4 separate regions of the Homo sapiens genome follow, and regions 2, 3 and 4 are each linked to region 1. Evidence: chromatin contacts called from ENCODE Hi-C or POLR2A ChIA-PET data. All regions are on one chromosome and are shown on one strand. The core of a region is the stretch at or near the end of the contact, and the rest is flanking DNA. Distances in the headings are between cores, read along the strand shown.

Region 1 (7,935 bases), core at 1,656-4,155:
GTTTCTAGGGCTTGTTTTCCTCTGCAGTCAAATCAGAGATTCGGAGTTGAAGGGGATCTTAGAGGTCAACATGCCCAACCTCTTAGCCCGAGTGAGTGAATGTACGCTTTTTACCTGCACACCCCGAAAATCGCCCGTTTTCTGGAAACAACGTTGATTATGTAGTCCTGGAACTTTCCTGCATGCACATTTTATTCCTTCGACAATATTTATTGCTACCTACTGTGTGCAGGCATTGTAGGCCCCGGGGATACGATTAAAACCAATGAAGAACGAAACGCACAAGATTGTTGATCTCGGCCGGGCGCGGTGGCTCACGCCTGTAGTCCCAGCACTTTGGGAGGCGGAGGTGGGTGGATTGCTTGAGGTCAGGAGTTCGAGACCAGCCTGGCCAACCTAGCGAAACCCCACCTCTACTAAAAATACAAAAATTGGCCGGGCTTGGTGGCGTGCGCCTGTAGTCCCAGCTACTCGGGAAGCTGAGGCAGGAAAATCACTTGAACCTGGGAAGTGGAGGTTGTAGTGAGCCAAGATTCCGCCTGCATTCTAGCCTGGGCAACAAAATGAGACTCTGTCTCAGAAAAAGAAAAAAAAAAAAAAAAGATTGTTTCTCTCTCTCTAGGAGTTTACATTTTATTTGGGGGCAGGAGGGAAACCAACAACCAAAAATAGAGGACTGATTTGATTTAGTGCTAGCAGGAAATAAAAAGAACATAAGGTAGAAATACACAGGTGAGAATTACTTGGAGTGATCGGAGAAGGCCTCTTGGAGGTGGTGATGTTTATAACCAGCCAAGGGAACAGTTAGGGGTTCTAGGCTGAGAGAAGAACAATGTTCTTTAGGCAGGTTGTTGTTTTCTAGGAATAGACAGAAGGCTACTGTGACTGGAGTGTGGTGAGGCGAGGTTGTGAATGGTGAGAAAACATTGAGAATGTGAGCAGGAGCCAGATGCACGCCTTTGTGGGGTACGGTAAGAAGTTTGAAATGTATTCTAAGAGCAATGGGAAGCCAAGCAATAGTTTGGGGTACAGGCTTGATGTTGGTTCATTTGGAACCATACAAACCAATCTCTTCCCCCATATCACAACCCTTTAAATATTTGAAGAGGGCTGACCGGGCGCGGTGGCTCAGGCTTGTAATCACAGCATTTTGGGAGGCCGAGGCGGGTGGATGACGAGGTCAGGAGTTCGAGACCAGCCTGGCCAATACAGTGAAACCCCATCTCTAATAAAAATACAAAAATTACCTGGGTGTGGTGGCAGGCGCCTATAATTCCAGCTTTCATTCCACACACTTTGAAAGTGGGGAGTTTTTCAAATGTAAACCAAGTATGTATATTTTTATTTTTTCAATAAAACAATAAAGATGGGTCTCGCCAGCCTGGTCTCAAACTCCTGAACTCAAATGGTCCGCCCACCTCGGCCTCCCAAAGTGCTGGGATTACAGGCGTGAGCCACTGCGCCCGGCCGGTCTGTGTGTATGTGTGTGTGTGTGTGTGTGTGTGTGTATATTTTTTTTTGAATTGAAACGGAGTTTTGGTTTTGTTGCCCAGGCTGGAGTGCAGTGGCATGATCCCGGCTCACTGCAACCTCTGCCTCCTGGGTTCAAGCGATTCTCCTGCCTCAGCCTCCCAAGTAGCTGGGATTACAGGCGCCCACCACCATGCTCGGCTAATTTTTGTATTTCTTATGGAGACAGGTTTTCACAGTGTTGGCCAGGCTAGTCTGGAACTCCTGACCTCAGGTGATCCATCCGCCTCGGCCTCCTAAAGTGCTGGGATTACAGGCATGAGCCACCTCGCCTGGCCGGCCTGTGTATTTTTAAAGGAAATAACCTAAGAGTTGTTTTTCCAGATTTTCAAAGAGGTCCTGTAAAGATTAAGAACCACTGAACCTTTCTCGTTTATGTGATCCTGGTTACTGTTCTCAGGAATAGCAGGACACAATGTCAGCTTTAACCCAGGCTAGTTCCTCTAAACTGCCTTCTTATCGGTGAAATGAAAATAATAGGGTTGCTATGGGGATTAAATGAGATGATACTCAAAAAAATGATAATTAATGATAAATCATAAGGTGTCTGCCACAAAGTGCCCCTATTATAAACAAACAGTGGCCTGGAGGGACAGTTTATAAATACTGCTCCTTTAGCATTCCACTAACATTGACTGAGTGCCTGTTCTACACTGTGTAGAGGCCCTGGTGAAAAAGATCTGCCTTCCAGTTTATTATCTAGTCGAAAGAACCGCAAAAGATAACAAAACACAATAGACTGAACGCCCTGAGAGGGGCATAAGTGCAGTGCTCTAGGAGCTGTAAAAGAGGTCTCGATATCCACTGGAGGAAAGTGCTTACTGGAGTTCATTTCTGGAGTGGGTTTAAAAGATGAACAGAGGGAATCTAAAACATTCACACAAAATCAATACTACACGTACACATTTTATTATTTTGTGGAAAGACCACTTAGAAACACCGCAATCACTTCTACTACTCAGCAGATACTGAGCAGTAGGTTTCGTGACAGAGCACCTGTCTTTTGTCCAGTCTGTTTACTATACATTGCGTGCTCTGGGCAGTCCTTATCTTCGTGTTCAGGAACAAAGTACACACACCCCTTTCCGAAACGAAGGGCCCAGGGACTCCGAGAAGGGTGGGAGCCCTCACGGCCAGGCCACACAATGGGGAGCCTCTTTACCCTAGTCATCACCCACCCTTGCAGGCCCCACTTTGCCAGGGTGCGACTTCTCGGGCCCCTTCGCCCCTCCCCTGCAGCCCCCAGGAGCGCAGCCACAGCCCGGCCGGGCGCCCTCCCTGTCTCTCTCTCTCTTTCTCTCTCGAGCTTTCCTCCTCCTTCACCGGGAGCCGGAAAACCCGGAGCGAACCAGCCCAGCACGGCAGCGCATGCTCAGTAGCGAGCAGGTTCAGTTCGCTAGTAGGAAGCTCCAGCGCTACACCGGCGGCGGCGGTGGCGGCGGCGGCCGCGGCGGCACCTCAGGGCAGCCAGATTCCCCAACAACGACCTCCGGTCCTTCCCCTTCCCCGCGAGACCTCCGCCCCAGCTCCGCCCCGCCCGGGGCTCTTGCGTTTCGGAGTCCCAACTACGCGGAGCGGGCGCCGCGGCCGGAGCGTCCCTCCACACGTCCTCCCCCAGCCGCCAGCTCCGCCGCGGGGCCAGACCGGGCCCGGGAGTGCAGCCCCGGCGGGCGGGCGGCGGCCGCGGCAGAGGGCAGCCCGGGGCGGCGCCGGCGGGCCGGGGAGGGGCGGGGGGCCTGGCCCCGGGGCGGTGGTGCGGGATGCCGCCGCCTCCGGGCCGCGTCCGTTCTCCACGGCTGGTACCTGTGTCGGGTGGGTGGCCAGGCGCGGGCCTCGCCCCCCAGCCCCCTCGCCAGGGCTAGCCCGGCTGCGCGGCGCCCGGAGGGGGCCGGGCCGTCCGGTGGGGCCGCGGCCCTGTTCCGCGCTGCGAGCTCGCCCTCTCGCGGCTCCCTGGCCCGGCCGCCGCCGCCCCTCTCCCCGCCCAGAGGCGCCCCGGGGGCACCATGCAGGCGCAGCAGCTGCCCTACGAGTTTTTCAGCGAAGAGAACGCGCCCAAGTGGCGGGGACTACTGGTGCCTGCGCTGAAAAAGGTGAGGAGCACGCGGGACCCCGCTTCCCGGCCGCAGCCCCCCAGCGCGGGCGCTGGGGAAGGGCTGGGGAGGCGGGGCGCGCGCAGGGCCGTCTTTCTTCCCGGTCTCGCCGCGTCTCCAAAAGGACGGCGCACACGGAGAGGCCCCCCTCATACGGCTGGCTCTCGGTGTTGACATCCACCGGGTGTGTGGGAATGCCGCAGGGAGCCGGGGGGAGTTTATCCGGATAATCCAACCCCTGAGAGGTGAATGCTTTGCCCTTTGATTCCAGGACAACAACAGTTGGAGGAGCCTCAGTTTTCAGCGGAGGTCAAAGCAGGCCACTTTTCCGTCTTCTTGGTCTTAGCCCGGAGCTGCTGTCAGCCTACCGTTTTAGGTGTCCAGTACGCTGGTTTTAGTGGCTTGAGAATGCCCTGGCCGTAAGGCTTGCTCAAAGGAATTGCGAGCTCGCCTGCCAGTAGGAACGTGGCCTGCTCTGCTCGCCGTCAGTATTCACTCCTCATTCTCCTGGTTTCCCCCGCTCCTCCGATTAACAGGGGCTGGTGCACATGCTACCAATTTCAGGGGGGTTTTGTTTTGTTTTTGCAGCGTTCGAGATTCTTGGTGCTGTCATTTGGCTTGTTAAGAATTTTTAGCCTTTGTATGTTTAAGTTTGCTACATTGTTACCTGAAGTTACATACCCCCGATCTGTGCTTTTAAATGTTTTAGTATAATTAGGAAGTGTTCTTACGTTTTTAAAGCTTCTAAAGCAGCAGTGTGACAACCAGACTATTTTTGTTTTCTTTTCTTCATTTACCTTTTCTGTAAAGATTGCTTTACTCTTCTAATAGTGTTTCTAAATCCCAGTTTCTTGCTGCTCAAAGAATGTTTCATGCTAACTGCTTCTACTAAGAATGGAGATTATGTTTTACCTTTTATGCTAAACATTAAAAGGTGTCTGATATTTCTCAAAGGCCAGTAACTTTTACTTTCCCTTTTGCCCTGTTCTCCTCCGGTCCCTCTTGCTGTCTTACAGTGGAAACTATTTGGTTTTTCAGGAGAATTTGCTCATATATTTCTGGCTTAAATTACGGACATTTTCCCCTTCAAGTGTCTGACTAGTCACAAACATCTATGTAATTTTTTTTAAAAAACAGAAGAAAAGATGCCATATATCTTACATACTTTACTCCTTAGAAATCCCTTCAGGCTCTCACTCCTTACTTTTGCTTTACTTGCAAGTTTGACTTCTTAGCTTGTAATGGAAGGGGTGTAGGAGGTCTCTGTGATGCTAGAAGCTGGTGTCCGGATAGAGTAAGGGGAGACACGGAAATTGTTTAAAAACGTGTAAAGGAACTCATAAAGCATTGCCAAATAGGGGCCATTTTGCTTAGAGGCAAAAGCAGCTCCTTTCCCAGGGGAATCACCAAGGTATCAGCTGAGGATCCTTTGAAGCAGTGGAAAGAATATTGTAGGAGTTGACAGACGTTGTTTAATTCTGCCACACTGGTGGCCCTTGCTGAAATCTGTCCACAAAAGCATTTTGTTTGGCTGGCATAGTGTTGTTTTATTTTTAAATGTAATTAGTTGCTAATATTTGAAAATGGGAGATATTACATAAAACCTGAATTTTCGGCTTTTCTTGAAGAATAGGAAGGTCTTGTCATTTAGGGCCTGTATTCAAGCGAGGCACTAAACTGCTGGAGTTGAGTAAATGGCTCCCTTCTTTAGACAGGTCATGTATCTCCACCTTACCACAGCCCCCACTTGTCCTTTTTGCATATTTACATAAAACAGCTTTTGACTTTAAGTTAGAGATACTTTTGCAGTAGAAGTGATAGGAGGAGGTGGAAGTGTACATAATCTAGCTGATATGTAAGGTTCTTCCAATTCTTATTTAAATAGCCACTAACAATGATTCTAAACAAGATTGAAAATACAGTATGTTTCATATCTGGATATGCTGTTGGTAGCTCAAAACCTACGTTTTTACTTGCCTGCTGGACATTTCATGTGGATATCTCCATATCTTGATTTCTTCCTTTGATTTGTTATTGAATTATTCGTAGATACATCCGACTTGTGTTCTCTTACTCTTACCTGAGGCTCTTTGGATATGCTAGTCCCTTCATCCTTCTTTGCCTGGTCCAACACTACTCATCCTTCTAGACTCACTCAACCTGAACTGTCAAATCATCAGGGCTGAGTTGGATATTACTCCTTTGTTTTCTTTTTGCACCCTGTCCTAGCTCTGTGAATTTTAAGTTCCTATTTACTTGCCTATAACTAGATTGGATGCTCCTTGAGAACAGGGATGATATCTTACCCACATTTTATTCCCCATACTTATAGTGCTTGACATCTGGTAGGCACTCAATTTGAATAAATAGGTGAGGGGATATACAAACTAAAACTATCACTTCTCTCCTCCACCTGTCATTTCAGTTTTTCTTCTCGATTAATGGCTTTATTGTTACATTTGACTGGTTTAAAATGTTGGGGTCATCTCTGGCTTCTTTGTATTACTGTGCACACTCAGGTAGAGCCTGTATGTTCATTTCCCTTTGACATGTTCTTCTAGTCTATTCCTCCTCCGACTTCTCTAATTGAGTCTCCTTTGTCAGACTACTGTGATAACTTCTTAATGGGGTTCACTGGCCCCCACCTCACCTTCTGTTTTTCAAATCTCACCAGTTATAGGACACTTCTGAACATGTCACACTCAGAATTGTTGATGTCTTTTGAGTTCAACCTATGCTAAAGTGCACTTTTTAGCATAGAATTAACAGCAATTGATATTTGGCTTCATCCTGCTTTTCTGACTGGATTGTCTACCATAACCTTTTATCTCCTTTTTGCTTTAGCCAGTCCGGACTGCTACTTTTCCTGAATATGGCTGGAATGTCCCACTGTATCTGTTTCACCGCATCTATGAGTCTAAGTCCTATCTTATCTATTGCACAAATATATCATGCCTACTATAGACCAGGTATTGCCCTTGACACTCAGGCTAAAAAGGTAAATGACAGGGCCGGGCGCAGTGGCTCACGCCTGTAATCCAGCACTTTGGGAGAGCAAGGTGGGCGGATCACGAGGTCAGGAATTCAAGACCAGCCTGGCCAACGTGGTGAAACCCCATCTCTACTAAAAAATACAAAAATTAGCCTGGCGTGGTGGTGGGCACCTGTAATCCCAGCTACTCGGGAGGCTGAGGCAGGAGAATAGCTTGAAACCGGAAGACGGAGGTTGCAGTGGGGCGAGATTGCACCACTGCACTCCAACCTGGGCAACAAGAGCAAAACTCTGTCTCAAAAAAAAAAAAAAAAAGTAAATGACATAATCAGAAAAGACTAAATTAGAACATGATGGGAAGTGGCAGGGCATGTCTGGAGAGACAACTGGTTTATGAACAGTTTTTATATATGTTAAGCTAAGGAATTTAAATTTTTTCTTGGGTAATTAGAAGCCATTGATAAAGTTTCTTTTGTTTGTTTTTGTTTTGTTTGTTTGTTTTGAGACAGAGTCTTAACAGGCTGGAGTGCAGTGGTGCGATCTTGGCTCACTGCAGCCTCCACCTCCTGGGCTTAAGCTATCCTCCCACCTCAGCCTCCTGAGACTGTAGGCACACTGCCACATCCAGATAATTTTTGTATTTTTTGTAGAGATGGGGTTTCACCAGGCTGGTCTTGAACTCCTGGGCTCAAGCCATCTGCCTGCCTCAGCTTCCCAAAGTGCTAGGATTACAGGGTGAGCCACTGTGCCCAGCCAATAAGTTTTAAGTAGGGGAGTAACAGCACATTTTAATTTTAGAAAATTCACTTTGGCCATAGAATGGAAAATGGTTTGGAGAAGAATGAGACGTAAAGTGAGGAGAAAAGTTAGAAGCCTAGTTTAATAGTCCAGTCAAGAGATAATACACATTTGAACTAAGGGTGCATTTGAACAAGGATGGAAATATGGATGTGGATTTTATTTGAAAGAAGTTTACAAGGCAAAATTGACAGGATCTAGTAACTCACTGAGTGATTGGGGGAATGGTAATGGAACAGGAATAGTCTTGTTTCTGACTTGATTGTCTTTAGTCAGGATAGAGAATGTAGGAGAAGCTCTTAGGATGGAGAGAGGAGTGGCATAATAAGATGATTTTTGGAAATGTTGACTTAAAAGTTTGGGTTATTCAAGTGAACTTCTCCAACTGGCTATTGGTTGTTGGTATCTGATTAAGCAGATTTGGAACTTCTAGATGTGTAAGTAAAGCCATAAATATAGATGAAGCCTCTACAAAGACTTATACATGAATGTTCATGGCAGCTGTTTTCAGTCAAAAACTGGAAA
Region 2 (7,935 bases), core at 3,027-5,526, 1.8 Mb after region 1:
GCCATGTTGACCAGGCTGGTCTCGAAATCCTGACCTCAGGTGATCCGCCCGCCTTGGCCTCCCAAAGTGCTGGGATTACAGGCGTCAGCCAACGCGCCCAGCCCGCATCCAACTAATTTTTGTATAAAAGAGACCTTTAAAATTAATACTCAGTTGAATAAAATCTGGAATAAAAGCAATAATCCATAACTCAAGGGAAATTAATGTTAATTCCATTTTAAAATCGATGAGCAGATTTATGTATTACCTACTCTTTCCTGGAGAAACTTATTTTGCAGTCACAAAGATAAACAGACATTATTGGAAGTGGTTAAGGTAATTGGTTTTTTACCACAAATTATCTGAATATTCATTTTTGTTTTTGCAACAGGGTCTCACTCTGTCGCCTAGTGGCACAATCTTAGCTCATTGCAACCTCTGCCTCCCGGGTTCAAGCAATCCTCCTGATCCTCCCACCTCAGACTCCGGAGTAGCTGGGATTACAGGCGCGTGCCACAACGTCCAGCTAATCTTTTTTTTTTTTTTTTTCGTATTTTTAGTAGAGACAGGGTTTGCCATGTTGGCCAGGCTGGTCTTGAACTCCTGACCTCAAGTGATCTGCCCACCTTGGCCTCCCAAAGTGCTGGAATTATAGGCATAAGCCACCACACCTTGCCTGAATATAAACTTTTAAGAACTGCATATAAAATCCTAGGTGAAACATATGCAGTAACCACTCCCTTTAGTTACCAGATTTTCCTAATCTTTTTAGTCAAGCCATCCTTATCACACCTCTCTTTGATTATATACTATGTTGTAAATATATATACAGACATATATTTACAGATACCATGCAAGAAACATGATGGTATGAAATTGATGGGACTTGATCACCAATTAGATTTGGAGAACAAGGGAAAGGAGTTTAGGCTGACCAAGTAGTTTCTGTCTTCAATGACTAGATGGTGGCACTATGCACTAAGACTGGAAATATAGGAAATATATATGGAGATATATGAACATAGTAATATAACCAAGTGTAAAATTATATAAAGCTAAATATAAGTGCAAATAAAGGAAAGAGAGGAGTTATATGGAATACAGAAAGTTACATTAAAAACGAATGAATGTGCCTGGCCCAGAGCTGGTGTTCAATAAGCAATAGATATTATTAATAACCTTTATACCCAAGCAGAAGAATTTGGACGTGGTAAGGTAGGTGATAAGGAATGACTGCAGAGTTTATCATGTGGTACTTTAGGACTACTAGACTAACTACTATCATCAAGACATATTGAAAAAATTCTCTGATTTAATCAACATTTATTGAGCACTATGCTAAATGATGAATAAATTTAAAAAACGGCCGGGTACAGTGGCTCACGCTTGTAATCCCAGCACTTTGGGAGACTGAGGCTGGTGAATCACTTGAGGACAGGAGTTGGAGACCAGCCTGGACAACATAGTGAAACCCTGTCTCTACTAATAAATAAAATAAATAAATAAATAAATAAAAGATCTGGTCTTCTTCAAGTTCAGAAAAGGGAAGGGCAGATAGCGATCCCAGGAGGATGTGATAAACACTCAGTCCACAATAAAATGTGATGAGCCACATGAGAATTATCTCTCAAGGGCTATCAGAACACAGAACAATTATTGATAGCCTGCAAATCAGACAAGACAGTTCCAAGGATATAACAGTTTGAGCTAGTCTAGGACACCAACTTAAAGTCTGTTGTGGTAATCCAGATGTGAGATATGGACTAGGATAACGGCAGTGGAAACTGAGACAGGACATTTTGAGAACTATATCATCACGTATGTCTCTGCTGATAAAGAAATAGATCCTAAAGCATTTTCTCCCATAACTATTTTACTAACTCTATATTGATACCCAAATGCTTTATTGAATTTTTCAGCTGTGTTTCAAGGTCATGGAAAAAGACACAATCACAAAATAATTTTCCAGTGACCACATTCTATAAATTAAAACCAGCTGCAGTTTTAAAATGATGACAATTTCCTCTAGCTGGAAATTGTCATCAATTTCCCTAGTGAAAAAATTCACTGATTTAATCAACATTTATTGAGCACTGTGCTAAACGATGAATAAATAAAAATAAGGGCCATGCGCAGTGGCTCATGCCTGTAATCCCAGCACTTTGGGAGACTGCGGCGGGCAGATCATTTTTTCCCCCTGCATTTAGGTTTCTAAATCAGATGTCTCTGTTATCTCAAGTCACAAGAGTGTTGACTTTCTTTGCTTGCATTAGGTAACATATTTGAATGGCTATGTTGTGTGTCATTAAGTACAAGGAGCCCAATAATGCGGGACAAGCTCTCCAACTGCAGCCATAGAAGAGCAATATTGTAAGCTCGTTTTCATAAAACACCAGCAAGAAGAAAAATCCTTTCCATTTTGAGCATTCAGATTATATTTTCTCTCAAGGATTAAAACATTTCACATGGCAATACACTTATTTATTAAATTCAATCTTTATCTCTGTAATGCTCAGGAATGGAACACCTTGAGGAAACTGTAGTTCATGTTAAGCAAAAAATTAGATACAAAGATAGTTCTTTGATCAAATGTGCTGAAAGATTTACCCAAAGTGGAGGAGACCGCTTTATTTTTAAAAAGAGAAGCAGAACAGTGGAAATAAAATGAAATATATACATTACATATCTCTGTTTTCACACATGCACACAAATACTTAAATCTCTGTATAACAGCAGTTTGAATCGTCTGGAAAAGTTACTTCTAGGAAGAGTAACTTCTGTCACTTTAAGTACTACAGCAGAAAATGGAAGTTAATAGTGAGATAAGACTGGCTGTAAACTGCTCCAATGAGGTCCTGGGAATCTTGCTCAGAGGCAAAATTTGGGGCTGGACTAAAACGTCTGTTGGGAAGTGAAAGGAAGAAAAGGGCAAAGTTAAGCAAGAGAGTCCTTTAAAAAGAAGGCAAACTTGAGTAAATCTACTTTCAATTTTAAAGTAAAAGAATAGCTGAATAGGACTCTAATAACAAAAATATAGTAAGATTGAATTAGATACTGCTGGATGTAAGACATTTAGCAACTTCCAATTCCTGAGAATGTTTCAGAAATCTTTTTTTAAATAGATTTTTAAATAAAGTAATCAAGGTTTTACACAATCTTACCTGCCTTATGTTTAATATAAATTATCTTAATATTTTCATTTCTTAACTTTAAATCCGAGGACATCCATTAAGAGTGATGATTTTGTATCAAAAGTAGGGGCTAATTTATGTTTATTTTTCTTTCTATTCTTGAAAACTGCCCTCTTGGCTGGGCGCGGTGTCTCACGCCTGTAATCCCAACGATTTGGAGGGCCGAGGCGGGCGGATCTCTTGAGGTCAGGAGACCAGCCTGGGTAACACAGCAAGAGACCTCGTCTCTACAAAAACTAACTTAAAAGTTAGTGGGGCGTGGTGGCACACGCCTGTAGTCCCAGCTGCTTGGGAGGCTGACGCAGGATAATCACTTGAGCCCAGCAGCTCCAGGCTGCAGTGAGCTATGATCGTGTCACTGCACTTCAGCCTGGATGACAGAGTAAAACCTTTTCTAGAGAGAAAGAAGAAAGAGAGAAAGGGGAAAAGAAAGAAAAAGAGAGAAGAAAGAAAACTGCCCTCTTGATTGTAGTCCCTCTGATTGTTTCAATATATTTAAGTACTTTTGGGATAAAATGTTGACATAAGGAGAATCATGTGGCTTCTGTGACAATGCCTGTCAGCTTCTCAGGCCTTTCTCTCACATAAGACATCGAAAATTTATGCACAGTGTATTTTCCCTCTAGATCCTTATGCTGCTGACTCCCACTCCCGCCCCACTCACCCGACACGGTCATACTTTGTTTTGGAGCAAAACAAATGTTAACATTGTGTTTCCAGACACCTGGAAGCCCAGGTTTGGTGATTCTGGACTGCACTCCACTTTGGTGGTAGGGTCACATTCGCGTTTAAAGGCCGACGGGGAGGAAACACCGAGCACCGGGAAAACCCCTGCAGTCACCGGAACGTCGGGCTTGGGACGTGCCGGTTTGGGCGCCGAGCTGCGGTGCCGGCGGCCACCCCGGGGGCAGGCAGCAGGGAGGAGCATGCGGGAGGGCTGTGACATCTCAGGGTGGAAGCAGCTCTCTGCTCTGGACGCCTTACAAGTCCCCCGTTCCAACTATCACCTCTGGCCCATTGTCGCCACCGCCTCCCTCAAGAGTGCACGGCAGTAGAGGAAAAGACAGTACCGTCGGCAACAGCGCGATCAAGTACCGCGTGTAACTGATAGACACGCTCGCGACTCCCGCGGCGCCCCTGCCCCGTGCCCCCGCGCTCACGAAGACGCCCGGAACTCGAGGGTGCGGAGCCAGCCCGACTGTACCCGGCGCTCCCGGCGCCCCTTCGCGGGGCAGAGACAACCCCGACCTCCCGCCGCGGCCACCTCCCGGCGGGCGCGGGCCGAGGAACTACAGCTCCCGGCAGGCCCCGCGCTGGCCGCGCGCCCCCGCCCCCCGCGCGCCCCGGCCCCCCGCCCTCCGGCCCCAGGACGGGACGGGGAGGGAGGGAGGAAGGGGCGCCGGAGGCGGGCGGGATCCTGCGAGGCGCGTGAAGCCTCGCTGGCGCCTCGTCCGGTACTCAGACGCTGGCGGGCGCAGTTTCTCACGACGGGCCGAGCCTGCCACTGTAAGTAGTCGCCTCGGGGAGCGCTGAACAGACACCGAAAAAGTTCGCGCCGCCGCCGCCGCCGCTTTGTTCTCCCGGCCCGTCGGGCTGAGGCGGCGGCGGCCCCTCCCCCATCCCCCAAACCCCCAACCCCCCAACTGCACGCGGCGGCGGCGGCGACAGGACTCGGACCCCGCGCCGGGCTGGGCGGTGTCAGCCGCGCTGGGCGGGAAGTTGGGGGAGCGCGCGGCGGGAGGTGGGCGGCTGAGGGGGAGCGGGGGCGCCGCCGCAGCCGCCAGAGGGGCCAAGTTCCGGCGTCCGCGCGGAGGGCAACTTGGGTTCGCGCTCCGCTGGAGACCACCGCGCCCGGCCCATCGGAGGCGATCCGTTCCCGGGTCTCCCAAACTAGTTCCCGAAGCCAGACCCGCGGCGCTCGCAGTGCCGAATTTTGGACCAGCTTTTTCGTTTCATTTCCTCACTTTGCGTTGTAGTCGTCTCAAAGGGGTGAGTAAATGGTGCTTGGAGAATGTAAGCCCCTCGCCCCAGTATCCCGACTGCGTTTGGATTTGCTAGTTGCAGCATTGTTCCGAGTTGCTCCCTCCTGGGAGGTTTTCCTTAAGCTGAAACACTGAGGAGTGCCACTGTTTCTTTGAGCAGTGAAAATAACCATATACTACTGTATTGCCGGTTGGGTATTTTATTTCAGGTGAACGCAGTCAGAGGCATAGGCCTTGCCGTCTGCAGGCACACATACGATTCAAGCGACAAGTGTGTGCGCGCGACCTGCCGACTTTTCCACACACAGATTGATGGCATGGACGTAACTGTGTCTTCAATCACACCCATCCCCACAGGAAATAAGACTATCGGTGTCATCTTTGATTAGGAAGGATAAGTTACACCCTGAACTGCTGCTTGGTGCGACACAGCTTTTATGAGACATAGCCACAAATGGAACAAGAACTTTTAAATGCCTTAATTTGTATCCTAGAAAATGTTATTTTATTCCTCTGAAACTTTTTTTTTACCCTTCTACTTAATGTCGTCGTTCTTACATTTTTAGCGATTTTCATTTTCCTTAGCTTTGCTGCAGAAGGCGTCCATAAAGTTCCCCCGACTGAGATCTAGGCCAGTTTTTCCTTGTCAACGAACCCTTGCTTCCTTCCCTGTTAGATTCCGAGTTAAGATCAAGCATGGACATTCAGCCAAGAAGTTAGAAGATTTTCTAAAAGTAGGATTTGAAACGTGTCACACAGAAACCGTGGAAGGTTTTTCTTCAGTAGGTAGTAATACAGTTGTGGTGGGCCTGAGTGCATGAGCTTGGAGTACTCCTTGACGAGCCAGGTTCCATCCTCGGTTCTATAATTTAGTATATAGCATTTCACATTTCAGGGTGACTCAGGTTCTGTAATTTAGTATATAGCGTTTCACATTAAGAATGTTGACTGATGTGTATCTTAAAACTAATTTTTTAAGCATCCTAGATAATGGTAAGTCTTTTAGAGAAAATTTTAAGCTTTCAGTTTCATCAGATAGCCACTTTAAAATAGAAATTTCTTTCTGTTCGTGGATTTAAACACTGCCACACACACAGAACTTCATAAATAAAACTTTCTGATATTACATTTTTTTAAATTACGAATTGAAAACACCACATACAGAAAAATATGAATAGGTGGTCATTTAAGTGCAGTTTTCTTAAGGGACATTTTGTTCTCATTTTTTTAAAAGACTCTAAAGTTGAAAATACTACAGTGGAGTTAATTGTTCGTTTTTAAAAGAAACTGCTTGTACAGAGCTTGATATATAAGGAAATTCTTTGCTAGTACAAGTTTTAATTTGATATAATGCTGCTTATAATTCACAATCTTCTGTGATGATTGTACTTTGAGTCTCGCTGATTATGTAATTCAGATCGAACTTGCTATATATATATATGTATCTCTTTGAGTAGCCCTCTCAGGAAAAACTTGAGATAATGTGCTTATGAGATATTTTCATTTTAATGTAGGAAAAAAAATTTTTCCATTTCTGTGGTTAGTTTATTGTGGCAGTATGTGAGAAATTGCTCATTGGCTGCTAACCAATCAGATTTCTTAGCTACTACTGGTGCAGAGACTAACATCTGTCAAGCTCAACATGGATTCATATTGCATTGCCAGACTGGCAGTCCATAATCTTATTACTGGATAAACTTTTCAGTTCCTGAGCAGAGCAGATATGGTGTGCTCTCTCAGTACTCTCTGACAGTGGAAGGACTGAGATTCAACTGTCACTGGTCCAGATGAGCAGAATTTTAGAGGAAACAATTTAGCAAATGCTAAGCTCTTAGGAAAAGTATGTTAATCTAAAGTAATAGGTATTTTTGAAAATATATAAATCATTGTCGGGATTGCTACAAGATATGATTTTTTTAAAAACCAACGACGTAGACACTTGAGTTTTTAAATACAACATACAATATAAAAGCAAGAACAATTACTAAGCAAAGTCAAACCTATGTCAAAACATGGACATGGACTTTAGGACGCTGGTCAGAATTGCATTGAAAAAGGCCACATACTTTTACGTGGTAAAAGAATACTAATATTAATACATGTCAAGAGGCGTGGACACAACCCTCCACGTCATTAGCATTTCTAGTACACAAAACTTAAGTTGAACCTGGAAAACTCTTTACTGGGAGGAATTCATGTTATAATAAATATTGTTATTCCAATAGGAAAAGCATTTTATCTCTTCACTTTAGCCTTTGCTGAGTATTGTACAAAAAGAATGATGCTGCACTAAATAATGAACTTCTTTTTGAAGAATTTAATAACTAGATGCATTTTGCCTTCCTGGAATCCTTTTGTCTGTCTCTTTGCATCGTTGACTCTTGCTTATCCAGAGATCTCAGCTTAAATATTTCCTTAAAGGTACCTTTCCTGAGATTCCAGCTGGAATTGAGTCCCCTTAGTATACTCTGCCATATCACCTCTTGCAGTTTATAATTACCCAGCTGTTTGTATGAATGTTATGTCTGTGTCTCACATCACACTTTGAATTTCAGAGAGAGCAGTGGCCATGTCTGTTTCGGTCACTGCTCTATAACTCCAGTGTCTCTCATAACAGTCTGGGAAATAATAAGTACTAATTAAGTATTTGTTAAGTGGAAATACTGCTGTTAGAGCTTCTCCTAATTAGAGTGTTAAAAATGAGATAATGTGTGCATGGGGGAAGGGGAAGGAGAGGGAGAGGAAGTAGATAAACTTGTGATATTACCGTGAGATAATCCTCA
Region 3 (7,935 bases), core at 3,539-6,038, 1.5 Mb after region 1:
CCCCCAGATTGCTGAAGTGGGCTTCACAAGCTATTTTATCTTATCTCCAAGCTGTAGCCTTAAAACCCTTGAAAGGTTTTAAAGCAGAGAGTGATAAGGTTACATGAGGATTCTAGGTACCTCACTCTGGTGTAGATTGGAAGATAAGGTGGAAGGACCGGGGAGGCAGGGAGGTAGGTGAAAGGCAAATGTCCTTGTGCAGGAGAAAGATCATGGGGGCCAGGAGTAAGGCTGATGGAGCAGGGATGAATGAGGAGAGACAGTCCAGACAGACTGATAGGACTATAGGACTTGATGTAGAGATGGAGGCGGGGAGAAGTGCTGGGATGATAGCTGGGTTTTGGAATTGAGTGACTTCTGCCATTTACCAGGAAAGCATAGTTTGGAAGGCAGATGCCTAAGGCAGGCAGGGGGAAGAAAGATGGCAAATCCCATTTGGGGCAAGGTTTATGAGTATTATATGGGACAAGGGAAGCAAAGTAGAGAAGTCTGGAATATAAGGGAAGGGAAAGGCCAATCAATGCTTTTCAAACTCTCTGGGAAGGGCCACTGTCTTTTTGTTTGTTTCCATTTCCAATCCATTGTACAATACTACTGTGCACAAGGAATATGGAGCTTGGGCCACACACAACCGCCATGCAAGCTCAACAGCATACAGCTCCCAAACTTGTCAATAGCCTATTCAGTAAGAAAAAAATCTGTTGGTCACATGCTTGATGTTAAGGCAATGTCAAAAAGATCTTGCTTCCAACTTCTGTTCTTATCTCATCATGGACTGTATGAACCCACTTTGAGTAGCACTGGTCTGGACTTAAGTAGATGCATGTGGGTTGAAGGTACTGACTTGGAAGTTATCCCTAGAGGTGGTATGTGATTGCCGGGGGAATTGTTGAGGAGTGGGGGATGGGCAGCAGCCATCCAACCCTATGAAAATGCCAACATTTAAGACAGGGGTTCAGACTTCTTCTGTAAGGGCTCAGTTAATACTTTGGGCTTTGAGAGCAACATACAGTCTCTGTCACAGGCTACTCAACTCTGACCTGATAGAGCAAAAGCACCTTTACTGGGATTTCTCAACTTCAGCACTACTGAGATTTGAGGCCAGATAATTCTTTGCTTTGGGGAGTTGTCCTGTACACTGTAGGATGTTTAGCAGCATTCCTGGCTTCTACCCACTAGATGCCAGGAGCACACCACCCCCAGTCACGAAAACCCACAATATTCCCAGACATTGCCAAATATCGCATAGGGAACAAATATCACCCTCAGTTGAGAACCCCACTGAGCTGTAGACAGTACATAAATGAATAGGCATAGGTGTGTTCTAATAAAACTTTATCTATAAAAACAGGCAGGGGGCCGGATTTGGCCGGCCTGTAGCTTGTAGACCCTTGACTTAAGGGATGGTCAGAAAGAAAACTAGAAGAGCTTATTCAGTAAGATTTGAGGGCCTTCTGTGTCCCCAGCTCAAGAGGAGGCTCTGTAAGTGATTCAGCATAAAAAGGAGGAGAGTTTTCCCAACAGGAACACTCATGTATAGCCCTTTTGCTTACTTTATTCTTTTTGAGCTCACCAGCCACCTGGAAATATCAGGCATTAAAACCACAAAACAGGAAAACAACAAATCACATAATACAAGCCCTCCACAACCCCTAAGAAAACCCCTAAGCAAAGCAGTAGCAAGGTTGGATTACGTGAGGTGCATTCGAGTAGACTTCCTCCAGGAAGGAAGTGCATCTGGAGCAGGTCTCAGAGGATGTTGTGAATAGAGGCTGATGGTAAGAAGGTGGGAGAGCTTTCCATGTAGGGAACACAAGGTTCTTAGTTTCAGGTTAGGAGGGAAATGAAGTGTCAGTTAGGAAGCTAGGGAGCTATTGTCCCCAGTGAAAGCCTGTGATTGTTCACTGTCGCATGCAATGGGCTTCCTCTGGGAAAAGAATGAACAGCACTTAACACGATTTTCTAAGAACAGGATGTTTGTTTTTCTCCTCGAGGATGGCGGGGGGCGGGGGGTGGGGGGGGGGCTTTGTTACTTTACAATTCAAATCTTTTGACGTTTACCACAAGTCAAATTCCTTTTGAGATTCTTGTTGACAATAGCAAAAATACTGAAAAGTCCTAGTGAGTTAGAGATGGAGGGACCAGTGTCTAGGACCCTTCTTCTCATTTTTGGCTTCTGACAAGGTCAGGTTAGCATCTCCACCTCTCATCCGTGTTGCGCTCTTGGTGTGTCATTTCCTCTTGGTGCTGTCAGACTTCAAGATACATAGTCTTCAGGTTGGCAGTCCTTGAGTTATCAAATCGGCAGTGGCTACAGAATGCAGCTATGGCTGGAATCCTAGCTCCTCCACATTTTGGGTGATTGACTGGAGACACAGGCTTCATCTAAGACTGCTTCCTAAGAGGTATGCTCTGAGCATTACATGCCTGCCTGGCCCACAGAAAGCACTCATGCTAGCTAGTACTCTTCACAGGTGTAAATTATTTAGAGAACAAAGCATTTCAGATTTGTCACTTTCCAGAGAGCCTCTGTAGACTTGCTCTAGGGTTTGGCCCCCGGGAGCAAGTCAACCTGGCTCTCATGATGGAAAGTCTAGCAGGGGTTATGGATTTAACACTTGTGAATTTGAAGTTCACTGTGGGCCATGTGTTGTGGGAGGCAAAAGATGAATAAGCTCATGCCCACAGAAGAGCTTTCAGCCTAGTTAGAGGGAAATCATTCAACAAATATATTTGTAGTAACACATATACAAATAACGCAAGGATGTTGGTAGTGGAAGTAGATTGAGAGTAGAATGACGACTACCAGATTCCACATATAGCCAGTGCTGGTATCATACAGAAAAGCCATGTTTCAGCCCATCCAAGGAACGTGGATTATTGTAGACAGCCCTAGCAGGGTGGCAGAATAGCATGGAAGTCCTGTATTTGTCCCTTTACCCCATCAGAGAACTTGAGAATGTGGCCTAAAGGCAAATGGCTAGGAACTTTGCCCTCCAAGGTAGTATGGGTTAAATGACCATAATCTGAATTTCTGGACAGTGTCAGCTTATTATTTGGGATCATTTGAAATTACCATTACCAGAACTGGAGTACTGCATAGAATAATTGCTGACTTAAATATTAATATTTTGTGAGCAACTGAGAGCAAGTTCCTTGCTTTTGAGCAGAGATTAGAATGAATATCCTGGCTGAATACTGCTGAAAACTTCAGAGTCAAGTTCTCTTCCTGTATTGATATTGTCCTTGCAGCATCACAGACCAAGTCAGATCCATTAGTTATGGAAACACGTGAGCAGTTCACAGCAATGGCCTTATCAGAGATTCACATCCATGAAACTAGAGTGCCTGCCTGGGTGCTTCTGACCAGCCCTGGTGCCATGTACAACACGTCCTGATAAATGAACCAGGCATGAGAGGACTTGCCCTCCTCCTGCCTTGTTGTAACTGCCAGAGTTCTATGTCCACATTGAGTCTTCCCCAGTAACTCATTTTTATAGGAAAAAAGGTCCTAATGGCCTCTGTTCAAAAGTGCAGACTTGGTGCTATGTGAGGTGGACCTTCTGTCTTCCAATTTTGCTTCTAAGAGATCTTTCAAATTAGATCCCATAAAAATGAGACGTGTACACAAATTAGCACTGAGTCTCACATATGGTATTTGTGGGTCTGTATATAATCAGGGTTGTAAAAGAACAATAAATTCAAGCTGTAGCTGAATCACAAATGAAAGTCCTTTAAAATAATGGAAGGTGAGATGTATCAGACTTTGAATGGGTCTTTAAAATACCGCCTGCTCGTTCTGGCTAAGTTCATTTGCATAACAGAGCTCAGCAGCTGGGGAGCCAGCTAATAGAGTTTCATAGTCTTGAAGCTTAGAGCTATGTCCTCAGTTTAGATGATATGGGGAGAGGGTAAGAATCTAAAAATAGAAAAGGCATCTTCTTATCTTCTCAAATGGGTGGAGTTAAACAGACTGAAAATATGAAAAGCATCCCCTTCGGGTTACTGGGTGCTTCTGGTTACACTGATTTCCGCCTTAGAAATTCAGCATTGAACTTAAATGAAAATCTAACACTATGGGGTTTTTTTCCCCTTCAATTTTAAAATTATTCAGAGAAGCACTCCTACAGAGGTTTGTAAAAGGATTGACATGAGCGTCCACATTGTAGTAATATTTTAGTGTTTCTGATCCCAAAGATTGGCTGGTCATTTCTATATTAGTAAGAAGACTGCCGTGTTCAAAGAGAAAGCTTCTTCAAGGGAAAGTCCGTGTGCGTTTTTCTATGGAAAAGTGACATGGGACTACAAGGAAATTGGCAGTGATCGTGTTCCCATACAGGAAACTCAGAATAAATGGGAACGTGAACACCTCCCTTCACGCACTGTCAGGGAGGCGCAGGGTAACCGCCCTCCCCTCTGTGAGAGCTTCATCCCATGGCCATACTTGCTGTCCCCTCCCCACCCCAGCCCATTCCATCTTTTGAGAAACCTGAGCTGTTACTTGGAGGAGCCAAAATCTTTCCTTGTAGTTTCTGCTTGGTAGCTCTAGGGCCTCCCAGAACAAGTTAATTCCTTTTCATTACAATTAAATGAATCCTTCAGATCCCTTAAGATTAGTTTTCTCTTTCTATGAGTTCTCTTTAAGCTGCTCTATTCCTTCAGCCTCTTCTCACATGTCCTAATCGAGCTCCTTCACTTCCTCCCATTTGCCTCCCTCTGAACATGCGGGGACATGTTCCAGGTAGCCTTTATCCCTTCTAAATGTGGAGCCTAGGATCATGTTCTGGGCGCTTGGCACAGTGGAATTATTATCTTCTGGTTGGCAGCAGAGAGACATAGCCCACAGATGGTTGGGGGTAGGGAGGCGGCGGAGGGTACTTGGCCGAGTCATCATCCTCCCCTAGGACTGTTGGTTCCAACATGCAGGAGGAGTCGCTGGATACTCTGGCATGGGGCTCAGATGGTGCAGTAGTGCAGTGGTGCCGTGACTGGCCGCATAGTGCGACTGTGCTGAGGCAAAGCGAAAAGTGATCAGAAGCTGGAATGTCCCTGAAGGATGTGACAACCGAGCCAGAAAGGGGAAGTCGGATGCAGGCTCACTTCCTGCAAGGAGGAGAAAAGAACAGAGCCGCAGGTCCCTGGGGGCAGTAGCACCCCTCAACCCACCTGCCCATTTTTATACATGTGTGTTTTAAATTAACACTGCAACCTGTTTTGCAGGATGCAATTTTTTTTTTTTTTTACTTTTTCTCTCCACTAAGAATTAATCTAAAAACAATTAGTAGGCAAACCAAACATTCCTTTAAAATAAATGGAATTTTAAAAATATCCCAACTCCTTGGTTCTTTTCAGAGTCCTGTAAGTTGCCAGTGCATCAACTCTAAGTAACTTAGGAGCTGATTTTTCTGTCTGTCATTTTTTAAAACCGCTTGATTTTCCCTTCCTCCTGGCTGCTGCCCTGTTTTGATATTTTCAGCATCATTCTGTTTGCCAAAAAGATGGTAAGAAATGAAGCAAAGCACCGCTTCAGTTTTTTTCTTAACCAAATTATTTATTACTGCTGTGATTATTTCTATCATTATCACTGTCATTTACGCTTCAGTCAGTCACAAGAAACTAGAATTGTCTAGCCTAGTGCAACCCGGCTCTCTTCCTTCCTTATAAAAACCAGGGCCGTAGCTTCCTCTCCGGTCCTTTTGTGTATTGAAACTCTTGGATTTCTCACACAACCTGTAAGGGAGCATGTCCGTTCTCAGCAGCACTGTGCCCACCTGTCTGCCTGCCACATGTGTTCTCTCTGACCTGCCACATGACTGACTGGCAAGCTGGACCCTTTTGTTGGCAAATCTTTTCTCTCTAGTGCCCCAGGAACTAGAGCATTTGTTTTTAAAGGAATCTAACTTCTGAGATGAATGTTATCTCCAGTGTTATCTATGAAGGGAAAGAGGAACAAACCATGATCCAAGAACTAGGAGAAAGTTTGTGGAACTAGAAAGAAACCAGGAATAATTGTGGGAAGTTCAAATTTCAGGGTCAAGGTTTTTGAGAAAGGGCTAACTATAAGAACCTTTGTCTGTCTTTTAAGATTTAGGTAAGATAGTGGGAGTAGAGAAATGCAAGAAAACTAGAGAGCCAGGCATGGTGAGGCTCATCTGTAAGCCTAGCTGCTCGGGAAGCTGAGGCAGGAGGATCACTTGAGGCCAGGAGTTCAAGACCAGCCTGGGCAACATGGCAAGACCCCTTGTTCTAAAAAAAAAAAAAATTGTTTTTAATTAGCTGGGAATGGTGTTGTGCACCTGTAGTCTCAGCTACTCAGGATGCTGGGGCAGGAGGATGGCTTGAGCCCAGGGTTTCGATGCTGCAGTGAGCTGTGATCATGCCACTGCACTCCAGCCTGGGTGACCACATGACTTGACCCTTGGTTGCAGGAAAGGGGTTCAAGATGAGGAAAGGACAGACACGAGTGAATGTGCTCAGCACCCTCAGATGGCTCAGTGCCCACAGGTTAATGCTGGTGTTGAGAGTTTTGACTGAGACAGAAAGCTAAAATTCTCTCATCTGGGTTGTGGAACACCCAGGAGGGCCCGCTCCCTAGTTGTAGTCTGGTAATTCGCTTCCGGCCTGTAAGCCTTTCCTGTTTAGCTCCTCCTTTTCTCTTTTCCCAGCATCCCTTCCTCCAAGCAGATCCTTCTTCCTTCTGGGCAGAACGCAAAGCCCTGGGGTTCCCCTGACTCATGCTGACTGTTCTGATGTGTTGGTCATTCACCAGCAGTCTCCTGGAACCCAGGTGTCTTCTATTTTCTTTTTTTTTTTTTTTTTTTTTTTTTTTGAGAGGGAGTCTTGCTCTGTCACCCAGGCTGGAGTGCAGTGGCACGATCTTGGCTCACTGCAAGCTCCGCCTCCCGGGTTCATGCCATTCTCCTGCCTCAGCCTCCCAAGTAGCTGGGACTACAGGCGCCTGCCACCAGGCCCGGCTAATTTTTTGTATTTTTAGTAGAGACGGGGTTTCACCGTGTTAGCCAGGATGGTCTTTATCTCCTGATCTTGTGATCTGCCCGCCTCGGCCTCCCAAAGTGCTGGGATTACAGGCTTGAGCCACCATGCCCGGCCCCAGGTGTCTTCTTAAAATGATGAGGAGGGATGGGATTTCAAGTCATGGCATATAGGCCCATTCCATCATCAAAGGTTATCTGTGTGTGTCACTAGTCACCCTTGCACAAGTTGCTGTCCTCACGGGCCCAGGCGATTCCACCTGCCTGCACTTCCCTCCTCGCTCATGCCCTGGCCAGCAGCTCCTCCTGCATCCTCTCCCACCTGTTGAATTTTCTCACTTTCCTTTCCGACTACAAATGTTTCTCTTCTGAGATCTCTTCCCTTTTACAAAGTACAGATCCATGCTGCCTCTTTGGTGAAGGCCTGATCACAGAAGCAAAAAGTGATCTGTCCCATAGCCAGGGTCAGGGGAGACGTGGCTCAGGCCTTTTGTGAAGTCTTCATATACCCACACACTGCCATTGCAGATGCTGCTTTTAGACACATTTTCCTGATGTTTGTGTTATGATCAGTAACTCATAGTAGGCTTTTCAGGACCTAACAGCCATGTATAAAATTGGCTCTCCAGGAAAGCCTAATCTGAGCCCTGCATACACATTTATATATTTGTGATTTAAAAAAAAATAGCCAGTTCATTAACATGATTTGAAAATCCAAAATCATAAAAGGATAGTGAAATTTCTTTGCCACCCTGTTCCCCTTCCATCTACTTCCCCTCTCTGTGGACAGTCACTATTATTACTTGTGTGTTTCCAGAAATACTCTATAGATAAGCCAGTACAAATATAAATACACGCATTTGCACCTCTTTTTTTTTCCTTTGATGATGTACATCTTTGGGCTCTTCTCGGATGAGCATATTAAGCACTTCTTCATCCTTTG
Region 4 (7,935 bases), core at 2,142-4,641, 1.4 Mb after region 1:
AATGAGATCTTATGTGAAACCCCCATGTCATAGGGTTCTTGCACACCCAAAGTGGAATGACTACTGAGTCCACAGTCTGGCTTCATTTTCTGGACGTTCAAGTGATGATAAGGAATTGCAAGGAAAGCCTGCTGTCAAACAACAATCTCCTCATTAAGTTTCACATGAACACATACAAAAAAGGACATTCTCTTTTTCCCTCTCAGGACCTTTGCATTTCAACAGCTTGAAATGCTCTTCTTTACTCCTCTTCCTATCAAATTCCCCAGGTTTAATTTAAGCTCTGCCCCCTGTGAGAATCTTCTCTTAACTCCTCCAGCTGACACTGAGTCAATCTTCTTTGTGACTAGGGGGTCTTAACCTAGGACTTCCCTGGCATCAATAGATTATTTACAGGAACTCTGAAACTGCATATGAAAAATTTTGTGTATCAATCAATATGCTTTTCCAAGGGTGCTCATAAATCCCATGAGATTTTCAAATGAGTTTGTAGCTTTGAAAGGTGGAGAACCACCAAGCACTCATGGACGGTGCTTCTCAAACATTAAATCTGCACGCAAACTATCCACATTTCATTAGACTGAAGATTCCAACTTGGTAGCCCTGGAGTGAGGCTTGGTGCTGCTGGTCCTGGGACCATACTTGGTAGCAAGAGACTAGAATGTGGTCAGCATTTGCTTGTGTACACTGGCAAGGTGCTCTCTGCACTTAGGTAGATCACAGGTTTCTGGACAGCAAGGGCACTGACAATACTACTTGGCTTTTCTCCCAAGTAGGGACTAATAGAAAAACAGCCCACTGTTGGGCCTGACAGGTGGTCTACAGATACCAGGCTTCTAAGGTTACCACCAAATGTTTTTAAGGCTAAACCTTTCCAAAATTCACAGCAGAATCTCAAAACTCCTAAAATCTTCCTGAAGCAAAGCTTTTTCCTCTCTTCCGGTAGTAGACTCCCATAACATGTTGAAACCTAAATCCATCAACTCTACAAGCTATCATAGTTAGCACAGGAAATGCACTCATTTGGAAGAATAATTCACTATATGAGGGATCAGTTACTCACTGAAGATGTTCAGTACAAAGAAATAACGTGAGGCACAGGGCATGGTGGCTCATGCCTGTAATCCCAGCACTTTCGGAGGCTGAGGCAGAAGGATCACTTGAGGCCAGGAGTTTGAGACCCTGGGGGAAAAAAAAAAAAAAGGAAAGGAAGGGAAGGGGAGGGGAGGGAAGCGGAGGGGTGGGGAGGGGAGGGCAGGGGAGGGGTGGGGAGGCGAGGCCAAAGGAGCCAAGATAAATCAAACCACCAGGCCCTTGAATGAGCAGGTCCTGGATAACTGTTTAGAGTCCAGCAGTGAAGTCTCATTTAAAAACGGCAGAGGGAGAGAAAGCCTCTAAAAGGCAAGGGATAATGTAGAAAAGTAAAAATAGGTTTTAGAATAAAAATGCCGTTTCAGACAAACTGCCACTCTATATTTGCAAAAACTGTAAAAGAAGTTATTTATTTGGCCATGTAGAAATAAAGTGCTTTTAACAGCAGCTAACAATAGATCACGTGAAAAAAATTACATACAAGACATGTGTGTCGGGAATGTCTTTATGTGTTCAAAAGGAATTTTGCATGTGGTATTTTATATATATACACATATTATTTGGACTTATAAAATACCCTATGTAATGAAAACTATGCATAAATATTTATAAAAATACCTTTTTCTAAGTAGGCCAGGAACATTTAATATTTTTCAATAAATTAATATATAAAATATATACATTAGTGCCAAATGGAACATATATTTTGAAATATGAAACCCAAGTAAAATGCTCAGGAATCTGGAGTAGAATCCAGGTATCTGCCAAAGGAAACTTTGGACGAGTTGTCTTTTGAAGAAGGGAAACAATGCTGGGTCTCTTATCTTCACGGACTGTTTTTGCTTGTCAAACTTCTAACATCACTTCAGCCGAGTTTCGTATTTGACTTCCAACCTCATGGCCATTTGACCTGCCAACTACTATTTTTCTTTGAGGCTTTTAACACCCCACCCAAGTATTTTGCTTTCCAGATTGTGTGCGTTTCCTTTTCACTTCACCTTAAAGTCAGCCTGGGTTTACAACATCGGCTTAAGGCGCACCCTCTAAGGTTTCAGACAGACCCAGGGCACCGCGGTGATGACCTGAAGCTGATATCTCTCGGCAAAGCCAAGGTATCCGGGAGGTTCTCCGCGTTGTGCCAGGATTTCCATCCAACCCGAGAGTCTCAGGGCAGAGGCCAGGCCCCCAGCGTCCGACTCCCAGGGGTCCCAGCCCCCTCCCCTGGCTGACCATGCGGGCTGGGACCTCCCAGCCGGAAAACACCGCCCTTTCCTGTCGCCTACTCCTTCCCCAGGCCGACGACTCGCGGAGGAGGAAGAGACGGAGGCCGATTAAGAAAATTAGCATTCATTAACCCGGTTCACGCTCCGGCCCCGGCGGAGGGGAGGGGCGCGCCGGGCGGCGGCGCTGGCGGTGGCCGGGTGACCGGCGGGCGCAGGTGCCACCGCGGCCTGAATTTTACTCTCTCGGGCCGGCAGCTGCGCCACTTGCGCCTCGTCGCGCGTCTGGGGCAGCCGCCACCGGCTTGCCCCAGCTTTAGGCAAATCCTTTTGAAAGACCCTGAGGGAGAAGAAACGCCTCCCTCTGGGTAGGAGAACCTGTAGCGTCTGCTGTTCGTCGCGTGTCCAGTTGCTCAGCCGGGAGCTCCGGCATCTTCAGGGCGCTTATTCCACTCTCCGGGTTTTGGCTGCAGCTCTGAGGGGAGCGAGCTAGAAACTGACAGAACGCGACCCTCCCCCTCCGCGCCCACCGGAGCCCGGGCTGAGAGGGACCTGGGGAGCTGCGGCCTGGCCGGGGCGGCGCACTCAGGTGGCCTCGCTTCCCTGCGGGTCACCGCCCGCCACTCGCACAGCTAGGTCGGCCTGTTGGGATCGGGAGAGGTGGGCGCACGAGTTTTAGTGCGGGAGTCCGGGGTGCGGGCGGAGTCCTATTGTCCCCGTGCACCCGGGCGGCAGCACCTCCGGGTCCCTCTTTAAACCGAGCGTCCGGCGACCTTTCTTTGTGCTTAGGGAGTCGAAAGCGGCATCTTCTCCGAGAGAAGTCGCCTACTGGGGGGTGGCGCTGGGGAGGTAACAATGGGCGCCCATTGTCCTCCGAGGGTCCAACGGTGACCCCCCCCCGCGCGCGCGCCCGGCCACCGGTTGGCCCCGGGCCAGGGCACAGGTACCGCGGCTGGGAGGGTCGGCCCCGCTGCCCGCGCCCTCCGCCCCGCCCCAGTGAGTCCCCGCGCCGCCGGCCCCGCCCCGCGCCGCCCCGCCCTCCGCAGGTTCAGTCCTCGCGTCCGGCCGCCCCGCGCTCAGTCGCGCGCACCTTCTCTCGCGGCCGGGGGACCGCAGCGCGGGGCTAGCCCGGAGACCCGGCCACCGGCCTGGGGCGCCTTCACGCCGTCTCGGAGCGGATAATGCGGTGAGCAGGCACCACGCCGGCAGACTCGGCTGGATCTGCGCACAGCGGCAGGGATTGCGTGCGCCCGCGGGAGGCCCGGGGCAGCGGCTGGGATCCTCAGCGGCGGCCGGTGAGTCGGGGCAGCCCAGGGCTCCTTCCTCTCTACCTGTCTGTGAGTCTGTCCCGCCCGCGGCCGTGGCCGCTTCCGGCGTGCGCTGGTGTTAGGCTGGGAAACCAGCAGGGAGTCGGGATACCCAGGGCATCGCTTTCCCATCTAGTGTCCAACGGAACGAAGGGGACATAAAGCAAGCCAGGAGGGGGTCCGGCGGCACGACCAGGACTCAGAGCTCCACCATTTGTGCCCACTACTTTTCAGGGTGGGGCTGCGCGGCCACATTGCACCCTCCGAGCTATTGGCAGAGCCATTCTGGGCGCGTATAGCATTTTTCCATCTGAGAACAAGCCGCGCTTGGCTACCGCGCCCCTCGCATCATGGATTGGTACCAGGGCCGCACATGGGTGCATCGCACAGCTCTGCCGTGGCATCGCCTGCCCGGTGCCCTCCTCTTTCTTAATGGAGGACATTGTTAGTGGGGCGCCAACCTGCAGATCTGGATATTGACTTTTTTGTTTTTTGACGGTGAACAGCTGAGACGTTTACAAGGTTTTTTGTTTTTTGTTTTCTTCCCTTTCTCCTTGAAACTAAGTGGCTTGACACAGACAAGTATCAGACATGTGAGGATGAATGGATCTGGCCATTTTTTCGTTATGAATTATTATACTCTATCCCTCTCTCGACTTTGGGAGGCATGTGTTTCATCTTATAAATAGAAAGTAGCATATTTTTGGGCAGGATCTCCTTTATACTGTGCAGTCTAGGAGAGGTCAGTTTAAAAATAAATATGCACTTGAATGTTACATTACTGAGAGCCAGGCTGTGGCTGGGACAAGCTGCGTGGACAGCAGCATCAAAGCCGGGAGCGCAGCTGTGTTGAAAGGAGTAAAAGCCCCAGAGTGCAGCCTAGGCTGACAGTCAAGTAATTACATTTTGTTTAAAAAAAAAAAAAAAAAAAGTGAGCGAATTAAAATGAGGAATGTCAGGAGGGTATTGCAACATGAATCTTTCCAGCCCTGGCGTATTTGGAGGAGTGGGCTGCTGCTGTGTGCTGAGGTTGTAGGGGGGCTCTAGGGAGGGAACTGATGAATGTGTTAGGGAGACAAAGATTCCATCCCCATCTCCCAGCTCTTAATTCTCACAATATCCAAGAGTTTCTTGGGAGTACTGCCTTTTAAAAGGAACAAAAATTAGGAGAGCAGCAGATGTCTGTATTTTAATAGCAAAGCCAGTTTTAGGGACTTCCTGTTAACATCACAGGGAGAAAAAAGACTCACCAGGAACCAGCGATGATGCCCCAAAGGTATCCCTAAGACAATTTAAAAGGCTCCTGTAATGTTCTAATTTACACAAGCTCTTTCATCTTAAAACCAGGAAATGTACCTTCTCTTCTTTTCTGGACAGTTCCAGAAGTCTACTCTTTCATACCCCCTGCAATTTGTGTGAGCTCTTATTGGTAGTTAATAAGCTACACAGGTATGTGTGTGATGCATACCCTTTTCAGAATAGATTTAGACACTCAGAAATAAGTTGGAGTAGTTGTGAAATATTTAGCATTTTCATATGTGAAATAAATGATAAAGGCCCTTTCTATAGTCAAGGAATGGTTGAAATTCTTCATAAAGTCTCCCAAAGAATGCGGGTTTCCCAATGGGCCTCACCCATTTGAATAAAACAGCACCAGCCTCTGGGCTCACAGATAAGAACTTTAGAGGAGAAATTTGGAAGCATTTCTGGATCCATGGCAGTTTCTGTTTTCCAATGGCATCATCTGCTAGAGATTTACATGATGAATTCTATGATTAGAACATGGTGCTGAGGCTGTGGCAGCAGCTACAGGCTTGAAATGAGATGAGCTCCTCTTTCCCTCAATCTGAGCAGTGAAATTGTTTCACGTATCTCTATGGAACAAGTAAAAGCAGCTAGAGTAATAAGTGTTGCACACTTTTTGCTTTTTATTGCACATTTAAGTGCGGTGCAAGATGAATAAATACAAAGCCGTAACAGTGATTGCAGAAGGGCTCACATGAGTTCATTTGCCCTGTCTGCGCTCCAGCCTTTCCTTTAATGTGGTGTTTTGTTTTATGTCCAACATGCTCACAAAAGCTGTGCTTTTTTCATGTATAAAGTTCCTGGTATTCAACAGTGTTGGGGATAAAATTGCTTTCACCTGTATCACCCAAAGATTTTTTTTTTTTTTTTTTTTTAGCCAGGCCATAGATTTTTCACAAATTCTTTGACCATTAACTGTAACATTTATCCAGTGGGTGGAATATAATTCGTAACCTAAAAACCTCCAAGAAGACTGCTCTGATCGTATTATTATTATTATTATTGTTATTCAGATTCTTGCTTTCAGTCAGATTTTATCTAGGCCCAGTCTCATTTCTTACTAACCAGAATCCTGTGAACCTGTATTTCTTTTCATTGATTGAATGAGAAATCTATTTTTAAATGCAGTATGTTTGCCAGAGAACAAGGATAGCCATTTGAAAATACTGGATTCAGCCAGCCACAAAATCTTGTGTGCCTCACCAAGCCATAGAAGACCAAGAATTTTCCTAATATATTGCATTGTTCATTACTTTGGATGTTAAAAGCACTTCCTAAGTGGAGCCCGTCCTATGTGTCAAGCACTCTTCTCAGCCTTTTGTCTTGATTATCTTACTTGTTTCTAGCAATCATCTAATGAAAGAACCGTTGTATCCCCATTTTGCTGGTGTAGAGACTGAGGATAGACCAGTTATATAACTTACCCAAAGTTGTGCAGTAAGCAAAACCTAAACATGCGTGTGCAGTTTAACAACACAATATGTGCAGGCATGAGTGGCTAATCCTATGTGAAAGTCAGCAGCTCTTTGGGTTAAGGGGATGGGAAAAAAAACTGAACTTCTGAAGCCTCCGAGTCAGGCTGCCTGGGCACATGTCCTAGTTCTGGCACTTAACACCTGTGTGACTTTGGGCAAGTTACCTCACCTTTACCTCAGTTTATCCTTTGTAAAATGGAGATAATATTATTTCCCTGAGGATTAAAGGAGTTAAAAAAGATTATGTACTCAGAACAGTGCCTGGCCCAGAGTAGCCACAATAAAAGGTTGAGGTTTTCAATGTTGCTTTTGTTTTTTTCCTAGGTACTTAATACTGGTTCTGTCATGTAATATTCATAACTATTCTTTGAGAGAGATAGTACAGTGGTCCCCAATTACCCGTGGTTTTCTTTTCCAGGGTTTCAGTTACCCATAGTCAACCATGGTCTGAAAATAGGTGAATATGGGGCATTTTAAGAAAGAAAGAGACCATATTCATGTAATTTTTATTACATTGTTATAATTATTCTATTGTTAATCTCTTACTGTGCCTACTTTACAAATTAAACTTTATAACAGGTATGTATGTATAAAAAACAACATAGTATATATGGGGTTCAGTACTGTCCAAGGTTCAGGCACCCACTGGGGGTCTTGGAACATATCCGTGGAGGATAAGGCAGACTATTATATTGCTCTTCTTTTCCAGATGAGAACACAGGCTCAGAAAGGTTTAGTAACGTGGCCAAGGTCACACAGCTAAATAGCAGAAGCAGGGTTTGAACTCAGGTCTTTTTGACCTTATACTAAATACCACACCCCCACCAATGGGGAGGAGGGGCAGAGAAGTTGTTAAATCTGATTTTTGTTATGACTTTTGGCCTCTGGCAAGGAAATAATTTCATATCACCCTGTATCTCACAGTTGAAGATGACAGTAATTGCCAGCCTTGAGGAACACTATGTAAATTATTTTATTATTAAAGATGATTCAATCCCACATATGTGGCATGAAAGTGGATCTAGCATGAACACTGCTAGGGTTAACATAAGCAGTTTAATTTATGCCATAAACGAAGAGATTTACTAGGTGAAAATGTGGGACTATATGGTGAGAAAGCAAGCCAAGCCACAGCCAGGGACAAGGACTTCTGGTGGCTGGGGATGAAGTGAAGCTCTAGCATAGACTGTGTGCTCGCTTCAAAATTCTGGGGAGCCCGGGGTTGCAGAGTCCAGTAACCACCTGTGGACAATCCCCTCCTTGAAGGCAGGAACCACACTACCTGGGCCTTCAGTCCCGGCACTCAGTGGACGTTTTAGTCCATGTTTGTTGATGATGTTGCTGCAAGAACTCAGCAGAAGAGGAGCTACAGGTAAAGTGAACAGAAAGGCACTGGGCTGTGTCCATGGCAGAAGTCAAGCCCTGTTACAGTTCAGCATATCCCCTGGGCCCTGCTAGATAAGAAACACACAACAAGGAAACCTTTGAAACCTTGTCCTTACTGCTTGCCCCGGAAAACCCACAGGGCCTGCCTTG

The links. Hi-C counts contacts between places; a loop is a spot of excess contacts on that map. ChIA-PET counts read pairs that join two places held with the same protein, here RNA polymerase II (POLR2A). Pooled maps may share reads with other maps.
Region 2: a loop to region 1 is called in a map of naive thymus-derived CD4-positive, alpha-beta T cell, with 5 times the contacts of the local background. The contact joins the promoter of PRKD3-DT here to the promoter of SOS1 in region 1. A Hi-C loop is called at or near these places in 1 of 168 maps with a recorded cell type or tissue (naive thymus-derived CD4-positive, alpha-beta T cell), 1 of 37 single-sample maps with no recorded cell type and 7 of 50 pooled maps. POLR2A ChIA-PET finds 5 or more read pairs at or near these places in 1 of 52 experiments (OCI-LY7).
Region 3: a map with no recorded cell type shows a loop between it and region 1 (5-fold over the local background). The contact joins the enhancer-like site here to the promoter of SOS1 in region 1. A Hi-C loop is called at or near these places in 1 of 168 maps with a recorded cell type or tissue (OCI-LY7), 4 of 37 single-sample maps with no recorded cell type and 3 of 50 pooled maps.
Region 4: a loop to region 1 is called in a map of OCI-LY7, with 5 times the contacts of the local background. The contact joins the promoter of CDC42EP3 here to the promoter of SOS1 in region 1. A Hi-C loop is called at or near these places in 2 of 168 maps with a recorded cell type or tissue (OCI-LY7 and naive thymus-derived CD4-positive, alpha-beta T cell) and 8 of 50 pooled maps.

Annotation. Positions count from the first base shown.
Region 1 is chr2:39,116,021-39,123,955 of GRCh38, reverse strand. SOS1 (SOS Ras/Rac guanine nucleotide exchange factor 1) reads left to right here and starts at 2,905. Exons shown (of 23, transcript NM_005633.4): 1 at 2,905-3,620. The coding sequence starts at 3,534. RefSeq lists enhancers at 1-108, 3,956-4,035 and a silencer at 3,036-3,755.
Region 2 is chr2:37,321,422-37,329,356 of GRCh38, reverse strand. PRKD3-DT (PRKD3 divergent transcript) reads right to left here and starts at 4,276. Exons shown (of 2, transcript NR_183394.1): 1 at 3,835-4,276; 2 at 2,593-2,880. It overlaps PRKD3 (protein kinase D3), which reads left to right and starts at 4,524. Exons shown (of 19, transcript NM_005813.6): 1 at 4,524-4,676. RefSeq lists a silencer at 4,164-4,793 and an enhancer at 5,434-5,513.
Region 3 is chr2:37,651,069-37,659,003 of GRCh38, reverse strand. All of the region lies in intron 1 of CDC42EP3 (CDC42 effector protein 3), which reads left to right. Among named protein-coding and RNA genes, the nearest start is that of CDC42EP3, 17 kb to the left of the region's middle. RefSeq lists enhancers at 1,527-2,032, 2,479-2,598, 3,996-4,055, 4,723-4,932, 6,555-6,744. Within about 2 kb of position 4,788, at least 25 of the 41 ENCODE cell types and tissues checked have a DNase peak (open chromatin) inside an H3K27ac peak, as active enhancers do; they include OCI-LY7, where a contact is called at or near this core.
Region 4 is chr2:37,667,098-37,675,032 of GRCh38, reverse strand. CDC42EP3 (CDC42 effector protein 3) reads left to right here and starts at 3,391. Exons shown (of 2, transcript NM_006449.5): 1 at 3,391-3,607. RefSeq lists silencers at 2,413-2,582, 2,803-2,872, 2,883-2,942, 3,113-3,602.